Linked DNA regions of Homo sapiens: region 2 is linked to region 1. The links are chromatin loops, found by intact Hi-C in ENCODE. Cell type or tissue: heart right ventricle. All regions are shown on one strand. Links, peaks and the distances in the headings refer to the core of each region. The heading gives the core; the rest is flanking DNA. Region 1 has its middle 110 kb from the start of CT47B1. Region 2 holds the start of C1GALT1C1 (C1GALT1 specific chaperone 1).

Region 1 (5,379 bases), core at 280-5,279:
TAAAAATTAAGAAGTGAAGTTTGCTATGACAAAAACTAAAGCAAGATAAGGAGATGGGGAATGATTGGGTTTTATTTTATTTTTATTCTTTTAAACCTTTTATTTAGAAATAATATCAAACAGAAAAGTCATAAGAATAAAAATACCCATATACTCTTTACTTAGTCTCTCCTCTCTTTCTCTATATGTGTATGTATGTATATATGCACATATATTCCTGAACTGTATGAGAGTAATGTATATATCATCATGGACTCTTAATACTTCAATGTGTATTTCCTTAGAATAATGATATTCTCTTACATAAGCATGGTATAATTATCAACTTCAGTAAATGTAATGCAGATACAGTATTTTATCTAATCTACTGACTCTATGGCAATGTTTCCAATTTACTAAATAGTATTCTTCTTAGCATTATTTGCCCCTCCAGCATAGGATGCAATCTAGAGTCAGGTATTGCCTTTGGCTATGTCTCTTTCACCTCTTTTAATCTGGAACATTTCCATAGCTTTTGCCTTTTATGACACTGATACTTTTGAAGAATAAGATCTTTTTTTAAAATAATAGAACACTCCTAGGCTGGGCGCAGTGGCTGACACCTGTAATCCTACCACTTTGGGAGGCCGAGGTGGGCGGATTGCCTGAGCTCAGGAGTTCGAGACCAGCCTGGGCAACACAGTGAAAACCCGTCTCTACTAAAATACAAAAGAAATTAGCTGGGCATGGTGGCGGGCACCTGTAGTCCCAGCTACTCGGGAGGCTGAGGCAGGAGAATTGCTTGAACCTGGGAGGTGGAGATTGCAGTGAGCCGAGATGGCGCCACTGCACTCCAGCCTGGGCAATAGAGCGGGACTCCGTCTCCAAAAAAAAAAAAAAATTGGACACTCCTTATTTTGGGTTTTTTGATGGTTCCTCATGGTTAGATTGAGGTTATGTGTCCCTGTTTGGAAAACTACATAAGTGGTGCTGTGTCCATCTCAGTACATCACAGAGGTCCTTGATATCCATCTGCCCCTTTGATAATGCTAACGTTGACCATCTTTTCAAAAAGTGTTTTCCAATTTCTCTACTGTGTGCTTACAGTTTTTTCCCTTGAAAGTAATAAGCAGTCTGTGAGAATAGTGTTCCAGGCAGGGGGCCTAGTAAGTATAAAGGTCCTGAATCAGGAACATGCCTGGAGTATTGGAGACACAGCATGGAAGCTGGTAAGGCTGAAGCAGAGTGAATGAGGGTGAGACCAGAAGGAGTTAGAGGTCAGAGGAATATGAGGTGGCAGACTGTGAGGGCTTTAGACACCATTGTAAGAAATCTGGCTTTATTCTTACCAAAGTGGGAAGCTACTCAAGGTTGAAAAGGAGCAGCTTGTCATTTTTTGTTATTATTATTATTATTTAAGGGTTCCAAGTTTAGAGAAGCTAGGTCTCAGTGAAGCAACTTGTTCCCAGAGAACAGACATTTCTCAATTATTAGATTAGATAAATTAGATGAATCAAAACACACGACAGCACTCTAGACTAATGGTGATGGTAAAATTGCTCATATAAGTGAAATCTCAGACTGTGAGTCTACAGATGTCAATATCTTAGATACGACTTTTCAAACTTAAGAACCTATGAGGGAATAGTATATGTCCAAGTACAAAAAGGAAATATGGCATTCTTATCCAGTTAGTCATTCAACAGGAAGGACTTCATCAGGCAATATTTGGTTACAGGAACCTGAGCCATCCTGTTTTGCTAAAAGGATGTATGACTTTTATGTTTCTACATGAAAATTTACTTGATATAGTTTATAAGTGGACAAATGCTGAAAGCAGATGTGTATCCAAAGATGACTAGAAAGAAAAGGATGATGTAGAAATGAAAAACAAAACATCATTGAATCAGTCATCTGAATTGGTTTTTGGGAATCTAAATATGAAAATATTTTGCAGTTATTGAGCAAAGACGATGGCCATTCTTCTTTCAGCAAAATTATGAGCTGCCAAAGTTTTCAATCTTGGCATTATCAATTAATTAATTTATTTTATTTTATTACTTCTATTTTTTTGAGTCAGAGTCTCACTCTGTCACCCAGGCTGGAGTGCAGTGGCACAGTCTTGGCTCACTGCAACCTCCGCCTCCTGGGTTCAAGGGATTCTCATGCCTCAGCCTCCCGAGTAGCTGGGACTACAGGCGTGCACCATCATGCCCAGCTAATTTATATATTTTTAGTAGAGATGGGGTTTCACCATGTTGGCCAGGCTGGTCTCGAACTCCTGACCTCAAGTGTTCTTCCTGCCTCGACCTCCCAAAGTGCTGTAATTACAGGCATGAGCCACTGCACTGGGCCCTTTGAGGCTGATGAAAGCTCCAGGATCAGAATTAGGGGGAGGGGTAAGGTCATGCTGCCCAGTGGTTACGTGCATGATTGCTGGGCTAAAGACTGCTATGCTGAGGGAGCCCGGGAAAAAACCCTGGACATGATGGAGACATCGCTAGGGCCGGAATGGCTGAGGCATTCCCATTCCTTTGGCTTTGACTCTATTTCATATGGAGCACCAGATGTCTGGCCAAAGGATGTCATGCCTCTTCCCTTGCCTAGTGTGTGTTGTCTGCCATCTGCATGGCATTTGAAATACACTTGGGGTTTTGCTTAAGAATCCAAAGAAGGCATTTATTTTAATCAGAAATTGTTTCCCATTCTTACTGAATATAAAAATAATAAAATTGTAAGTATATAAACATGGACAAGCAACAGTCACCCTCCCCACTTCCACTCTCCAGAGATGACCGCGGTTAAGTTTGGTACCTATTCCTCCAGATGTTCTGCCTACCAGTACTCAGGTCAGCTGTGTTTTATGCAAGGAATGTGTTCCTGAGGGCACCACATAATTAGATATTTGCGTAATTCAAAACCAGCCTTGACAAAGGAAGGGCAGAATTTCTGTTTGTCAGCTAAACTGGTGCCACCATGTGGCAATAGTGTAAACATGACTTACAGTTCACTTAGACTTCCAACTTTGAAATTATGTGATTCTTAGTGACATTTTAATTTGGGAGGACTTGCATTATTTCAAACGTTGTACATATACTGAAGCTAAAATATTTTATATCACAATATTTCAAATTCTTAAAATTCCAATTTATTTAAAATGTGTTAATTTTAAAATGGTATCATATTACTAAAGTTTTTCTAAAACTTGCTTTCTAAAATTCAGATAACCATATATTTTGGGCATTCTCCCATGTCAGCAAATGTACTTTTGTTTCTTTCTTTTTAAGGGCTGTGGATCATTCTGGTGTAGCAGTGCATCCTAATTCATTTAACTAAGTCTCTATATTGATGGATAGTTCTTCCCAGGGATAAGGTCTCCTTCTTCTGTCTTTCTGTCATCAGATTTGTCTTCAGTTTCAGGGCCCTCAACAAATCTATGTAGTTCTCAGTGCCAGAGACTTGTGGCCAGAGAAAATCAAACTTCTGTCTCTTGGCAACCATTCAAGCAGTGACCCTGAGCCCTGACCAAGTGCCCCAGAAGTCACTTGCTTTTTTCTGCACTAAACACACTTGGCATTGTCACTGAACTGACCTGGTCTGATGTTGTAGGATGGATTCTGTGGAAGTAGTTGCTGAAACAGAGTTTGAAATGTAAGCTATTTATTAGGAATGTAACACACAGCCAACAGATATTAAATTATTGGAATTCAGGGGCTCAATTTGAGTTAAGGGGTTCACTTTGAGTTAAGTGTTTCTGTCCATATTCCCTTAAGAGCAAAGTGTGTCAAGAGAACTGGGTGGGGTTTTTAGTTGGTTTGTTGGTGGTTGGCCTTTTACTTTTTGGTTAGAATACAAATTAGATTCAAGAATGCTCCATACCTGGAGGCTCTGACACAGTATGGAATTCCAAGCTTTATGGGTCATTATGGCTATAATCAACCTATATAATAGTCTTCAGAGTGACTTTCTCAAGCTTTTTTCCTCGTGTCTGAAGGCTTCAGTTAGGCAGCTTTTAATGTGAGGAACTTCACTTCCTCCTATCTTTTCCATAGCATTAATTATCTATTCTGGAAACTTCTGCTCTAAAAACAGATGTTACTCCAGGAACTTCTCTAAGTTTTACTCATTAGTGAAAAGCATTGTACAGAACCTTTTGGGGAGGGGAAAGGAAAATGACTGCCGCCATCTAGCTTGACCCTTCCTCAGTCCTCACTTCCCTGGTTGAGACAAGTAGGGCTCAATAATGTCTGTCTTCTCCTCTTCTTCCTGAGTATACCACCAGATGGCATTTCTCTGCCCCCTTGCTCCTAGATGGGGCTGTATTACAGTTCTTGTCAGTGGAATGTGAGCCAAAATGATGAGTGCCACTTCTAGGCCTGGCACATGAACCTGCCAGAAAAAGAGGATCCAGTGGAAGACCCAGAGACCCTAAAAGATGGCAGAAGCCACATGATGGAAAGAGCATGGATATGTGAATGACTGCATGGTGCAAAGCCATCCACGCCACTCCATGTTCCATATTAGACTATAGCATGTGTGAGAAATAAACCATTAAGCCATTTCGTGTTAAGCCACTGAGATTTCTTTTAGAGCAATCTGCTAATAATCAGCCTCAACTAATAATTTCAGACCTGCTTCTCCTTATTGGATCAGGAATGAGCACCTGCTACTTCAAGGACAGTAATCTCCTCACTGGCTAGTGACCCCATGGCCTAGCATGCAATATGAACTGGCACAATCAGATTTCTTCCTTCACGAAGAGCCTCAACTTGAAGTAAATGTAGTTGGATAGGAATCTCAGTCCATATTATGTAACTTATTATAAAATGTAACGTATTTGTTTCCTATATCTGTTTTCAGTTTCCATTTGGCCAGTTGGCAGAAACTTAATTTCCGTCATTTTAAATTTCAGTTAGTTCAGGGTTTCCTTAGTGAATTCAGAGTGCCAACCTCCTCCTTCCCAGCTGCAGATGGCATCTATGTTTGTGGTGTTTTCACTTTCTACTGTGGTAGAAAGCCATCCACTGTTAGATTATTGTCCTGAGCGCCAAGTCTTCCTGATTTCAGCTCTCTCTCAGCTATTTCCTTGCTCCTCTGTACCCAGAGGGGTACATCTGACTGCTCCTAACACCACTGTTGCGAAGTTCCATGAGGCTATCTCAGTTCCTTTGCATAGATATGTGACACAACCATCTCTATTGCTCCTTTTGCATATTGGTGAGGGATAACTCTGCAGGGCTTTCCACTTCTCTGGGCTCCATCTAAGAAGTTAGGCACATGTCCAGTTTATTTTTGAACCCCGCCCCCAGCCTATTCATTTGGTTTTATGATTGTCCCCAAGAAATTGGCTCAGGCTTGTAGGGCACAGGGATTCCCACTAACATATAATGATTTTGCTTC
Region 2 (5,379 bases), core at 304-5,303, 140 kb before region 1:
CTGACATTTCTGTTCTCAACATAGTGCTTTCTTTAACTGATGGCTGCTGTCCTTAAGTGTTTTGAGTAAATCTAAACCAAGTTTCTTGAGAATAACACCATATAGGTTAATATTTACCCTTTTGTTCCTAAAACTAAATGGTTTCCAATACAGTATCCCAACTATTGATGTAATAGAAGCCCATAATAAAAAGTTACATCTTTTGGATCAAAAAGGAATATTGATAGATATATCTGGGGCCCATTAATAAACATTTTCATTTCCTCAAAAGGAATTTTCTTCTTCTTTGGGGAAGTAAAAATGGAAAAATTTACACTTTTATTTCAATTAGAAATTAAGAGGCAGGTGCAGTGGCTCATGGCTGTTATCTCAGCACTTTGGGAGGCTGAGGTGGGTGGATCCCTTGAGTTCAGGAGTTCGAGACCAGCCTGGGCAACATGGTGAAACCTTGTCTCTACCCAAAATCCAAAAAATTAGCCAGACGTGGTGGTGGGTGCCTGTAATCCCAGCTACTCGGGAGGCTGAGGCACAAGAGTCTCTTGAACTTGGGAAGCGGAGGCTGTAGTGAGCTGTGATCTCACCACGGCACTCCAGCCAGGGCATCAGAGTGAGACTCTGTCTCAGAAAAAATAAATAAATAAAAGAAATTAAAAGCTGACATTAAATAAACTTGTTGAAAAAAATTGTATGTTAACCATTTATTCTAGTAAAGGCTGAATTTTCCAATCTTCCCTCCATCTTCAGAAAAAAGCAATCTATTGAGCTACTTAGACTTCCCAGTTTTCTCTTATGGTTGAAAGGAGCCTTAGAAAACTACCCAATGTCAGTCACTTCTCTCATTTTACAGAGAGGAAATGGAAGTCCACAGAGGTTAAATAACTGACTCAGTCACACAGTTAGACAGTGGTATAAGTGGACTAGAAACCACATTTCTCAATATCAGTTTAATGGTTTTTTTCCATTACAGAAGAATAATTGCCATAGTGCTTCTACCACATTAGAGTTTAATAAATGGGTTACTGAATATCCTTGTTTTCATACAAATGGGAAAAAAGTGGGATCTGTTGACCATAACTGATATTTTGCACCCAACAGCACCATATTGCTACAAGGAAACCACTCCTGTGGTTTTCTGCTAGAGGAAATGGAATTTTGACTTCTACCAGAAAGACAAGGTGTGGAATAGCTTGGCAGATGTAATTTCTGAGCGGTGGGTGGGGCAAGAGGCAGGAAGACTTTCCTGTGTCACTCACAGAACTTGGTCAATAAACACAGTTCCAAGAAGAGAAGTGACAGAAAACAAGCTCGGCATAATATTAGAATTGTCGGCTGTGTGCGGTGGCTCACGCCTGTAATCCCAGCACTTTGGGAGGCCGAGGCAGGTGGATCACCTGAGGTAGGGAGTTCAAGACCAGCCTGGCCAACATGGTGAGACCCTGTCTCGACTAAAAATACAAAAATTAGCCGGGCATGGTGGCATATGACTGTAATCCCAGCTACTCAGGAGGCTGAGGCAGGAGAATTGCTTGAACCCGGGAGGCGGAGGTTGCAGGCAGTGAGCCAAGATCGCACCACAGCACTCCGGCCTGGGCAACAAGAGCGAGACTCTGTTTCAAAAAAAAAAAAGAAAGAAAGAAAGAAAAAAGAAAAAGAATTGTCAGGTGCACTCTAAGATTAATTTATATAGGATTTTTGTATTTCATGTCACGCAGTTTTCATTATTTCTGGCCAATACATAATTCACATGTTTCTTTGCTCAATTATGGCATATGTGTCAGAATTCTTCCTGATGGTGATCCTACTCCTGGCTGCAAAAATAGTGATCAAAACTCAGTAAGTCTACACATTTTAAATAAAATAATTTGCAAAAATTATTCTAAGGAGATTTTTTCCCCATCACAGAGGCAAAAAATATAACACTAGGGATGCATATGATAGGATACTTTGTGCAGAAGGAAACAAAACTGCACACGAGCACAAATGAAACAGAAACTACCCCAATGGTTTTTAGATGAACCTTTTTGGGTGAAGGTAGTTGGGGTGAAGTACGGAAAACGAAGACGAAATAGGGAAGAGAAGTGAGAGGGAGGACATGGTAACCTCGATATCCCTCTGAGGGACCAAGAGAGCGCCCCCAGGAAGAAGACTCTCGGTCTCCTGTGCTGACAATCCTCCCGCTGCACCTGCCCAAGCATCCCGCGTGGAGCATGCTGGGAGAGGGCTGGGGCCCAGGCCTCCCCCAAGAGAGGGAGGGGAGTCAGGGTGCGCTTGGGGTGGGGGTCGAGGCCCCGCCACTCACCCGCGTCTAGAACGGCTTGGGGACAGGAAAGCGCAGCCGCGCACGGGTTTCCTCTCACGTTGGCGCACCACTCCGTTACGCTCCTGACCAGGCTGTTCTAGCTGCAGGCGGTGTTCTCTCGTTGGTCTCGCTAAAGGTGGGGAGCGCCAGGAAACGAGCGCCGCGAAGGCGGGGGTAGTGGGGCGGGGTAAAGGAGCCGGCGGCTGGGCGGAGCCGTCCGTTTGCCCGCCCGCGCAGGCGTCGGAAGGGCCGGCGCGCCCGCTGCGCGCACACTGCGTGCCCTTTCTCCCCGCCCCCTGCCGAGTTCAGAGACTTGCTATAGGCCTGCGTGACCCGGACGCTCTCCTTTACCCAACGGGCGTCCAGAGAAGAGGCCGTGCGTACGACTCGCTGACACCTCCCATTTCACCTTCCTGGCATGGAAATTGCGAGAGCGAGAGATTCTTGCTCCCGGTGTCGCTTTTTATCAGACCTCTTGATGGTTTCTCTGATGTACCCCTGCGTCCTTGAACCCTCATATTGCCCACCCCCCCAGTACTCCTGGGCTGAGACCAAAACGCAAGCCACTGAAATAGTCACGTAATTATGACACCAACGGTTTCCTATTATTACTGGAATGAGATCTGAAGCCCCACTGCCTGGAATCCAATCCTGTCTTCACCACACCTTTTGATATCCCAGGAAAGTTATTTCACCTCGCTGTGCCTCAGTTCCCTCATTTGTAAAGTACAGAAAATGTCACAGTAGTGCCTATTTCATAGAAAATTAGATGAGATAGTGCATATGACTCCCTTAGCAAAATTTCAAGCCTAGAGTAAGCATTTACTAAAAAGTACTGGCTGTTATTATTCACCCCAGTATTTCTAGTACTTAACCACAGTGCCAGCACGCAGTGGACAGTAAATATTAGTGGAATTAATGAATATTAGAACTACAGCTGAGGAACCAGGCCTAAAAAGGATAAGGAAATTTCAAAAGTCCACACAGCAAGTTAATGGCAGAGGTGGGACTGGAATCCAGGTCTCTTTTTTTTTTTTTTTTGAGACGGAGTTTCACTCTTGTTGCCCAGGCTGGAGTGCAATGGCACGATCTCGGCTCACTGCAACCTCTGCCTCCCGGGTTCAAGCGATTCTTCTACCTCAGCCTCCCTAGCAGCTGGGATTACAGACGCCCGCCACCACGCCCGGCTAATTTTTGTATTATTAGTAGAGACGGGGTTGGCCAGGCTGGTCTTGAATTCCTGACCTCAGGTGATCCACCCGCCTCGGCCTCCCAAAGTGCTGGGATTACAGGCTTGAGCCACTGCGCACGGCCCCCAGGTCTTCTAATTAAGAGTGCAGAGCTCTCTTTCCACGAAATATTTGATGTGTCTCTTTTTTTTTTTTTTTTTTTTGAGACCGAGTTTCGTTCTTTTTGCCCAGGCTGGAGTGCAATGGCGGGATCTCGGTTCACTGCAGCCTCTGCCTCCCGGGTTCAAGTGATTCTCCTGCCTCAGCCTCCCTAGTGGCTAGGATTACAGGTGTGCGCCACCACGTCTGGTTATTATTATTTTTTTTTTTAGTAGAGACGGGGTTTCGCCGTGTTGGCCAGGCTGGTCTCGAACTCCTGACCTCAGGTGTTCCACCCGCCTCGGCCTTCCACAGTGCTGGGATTACAGGTGTGAGCCACCGATCTGTCTTTTAAAATTCATTTTTGGCCAGGCGCAGTGGCTCACGCCTGTAATCCCAAAACTGTGGGAGGCCGAGGCAGGTGGATCACCTGAGGTCAGGAGATCAAGACCATCCTGGCTAACACGGTGAAACCCTGTCTCTACTAAAAATACAAAAAATTAGCCGGGCGCGGTGGCATGCGCCTGTAGTCCCAGCTACTCGGGAGGCTGAGGCAGGAGAATGCCGTGAACCCGGGAGGCGGAGCTTGCAGTGAGCCGAGATAGCGCCACTGCAGTCTGGCCTGGGCGAAAGAGCGAGACTCCGAGGCGGGCGGATCACGAGGTCAGGAGATCGAGACCATCCTGGCTAACACAGTGAAACCCCGTCTCTACTAAAAATACAAAAAATTAGCCGGGCGAGGTGGCGGGCGCCTGTAGTCCCAGCTACTCGGGAGGCTGAGGCAGGAGAATGGCGTGAACCCCGGGGCAGAGCCTGCAGTGAGCCCAGATAGCGCCACTGCACTCCAGCCTGGGCGACAGAACGAGACTCCATCTCAAAAAAAAAAAATAAAATAAAATAAAATAAAATAAAATAAAATAAAATAAAAATTAGTCGGGCGTGGTGGCTCATGCTTGTAATCCCAGCTACTCGGGAGGCTGAGGCAGAAGAATTGCTTGAACCTGGGAGGTGGAGGTTGCAGTGAGCCGAGATCGTGCCACTGCACTCCAGCCTGGGAGAGTGAGCAAGACTCCATCTCAAAAAAAAAAAAAAAATTCATTTTTGTGGCAGAAGGCTTTTTGCTAAAAAGCCCAAATTTTTACAATTATTTAAAGTGTATTGTTACTAGGTTCCATTAAGATAAAATTGAGTGGTGACTTACTCGGGCCTGAGTTCCTAAAGACACACATGTATTTGAGTGTTGTCAGTGACCTAGTTTAAGTAGACTGAAGGTTTCAGGGAACTCTGAAACAATGAACAAATATATTGTAGGTAGTTACTATCCTGGCAACACTATCTTAAAATCTGGAGATACAGTGGTGAGCAAAATAAGTACCCTGACTTCATGGAGCTGTCAGTCAAGTGGGGAAGAAAGACATTAAACAATTTATTACAAATAATTATAATGGTGGTATGTTTTCTAAAGGAATACCAAAATGAATTTTATTTCTGACAGTGGGCCCGCTGGAAAAGAAAAAATGAATTTTAGAACTGGAAAAGAATTTAAGACCGTGGAATATTTTCATTATATTTTGTTAAGTAATATAGTCTATTTCACATATTATATAAAATATATATGTATGTATGTATATATACCTATATAGTTAAGTGAAACAAATTGCAGAATACTGCATATTATATGATTATGTTTTGGTGGAAACAAACGTGCACATAGGTTTGATCTGTTCGTATGAACAAAGAGAGTTATGGAAG

Evidence for each region. Peaks named below come from ENCODE experiments on the same cell type or tissue, not always from the same donor. Only the 100,000 strongest peaks of a DNase experiment are listed, where the experiment ranks them.
Region 2: a loop joins it to region 1, with 3 times the contacts of the local background. A loop is called at or near these places in 5 of 110 quality-filtered maps.

What each region holds. Positions count from the first base shown.
Region 1 is chrX:120,767,223-120,772,601 of GRCh38, forward strand. No RefSeq gene overlaps it. Among named protein-coding and RNA genes, the nearest start is that of CT47B1, 110 kb to the right of the region's middle. In heart right ventricle, for the core only: a CTCF peak has its summit at 2,950 (motif pointing left); no DNase peak of the experiment used is centred there; H3K27ac peaks cover 2,213 bases.
Region 2 is chrX:120,627,618-120,632,996 of GRCh38, forward strand. It overlaps C1GALT1C1 (C1GALT1 specific chaperone 1), which reads right to left and starts at 2,437. Exons shown (of 2, transcript NM_001011551.3): 1 at 2,300-2,437. RefSeq lists an enhancer at 1,818-2,745 and a silencer at 2,405-2,674. In heart right ventricle, for the core only: no CTCF peak of the experiment used is centred there; a DNase peak (open chromatin) is centred at 2,534; H3K4me3 peaks cover 1,937 bases; H3K27ac peaks cover 2,085 bases.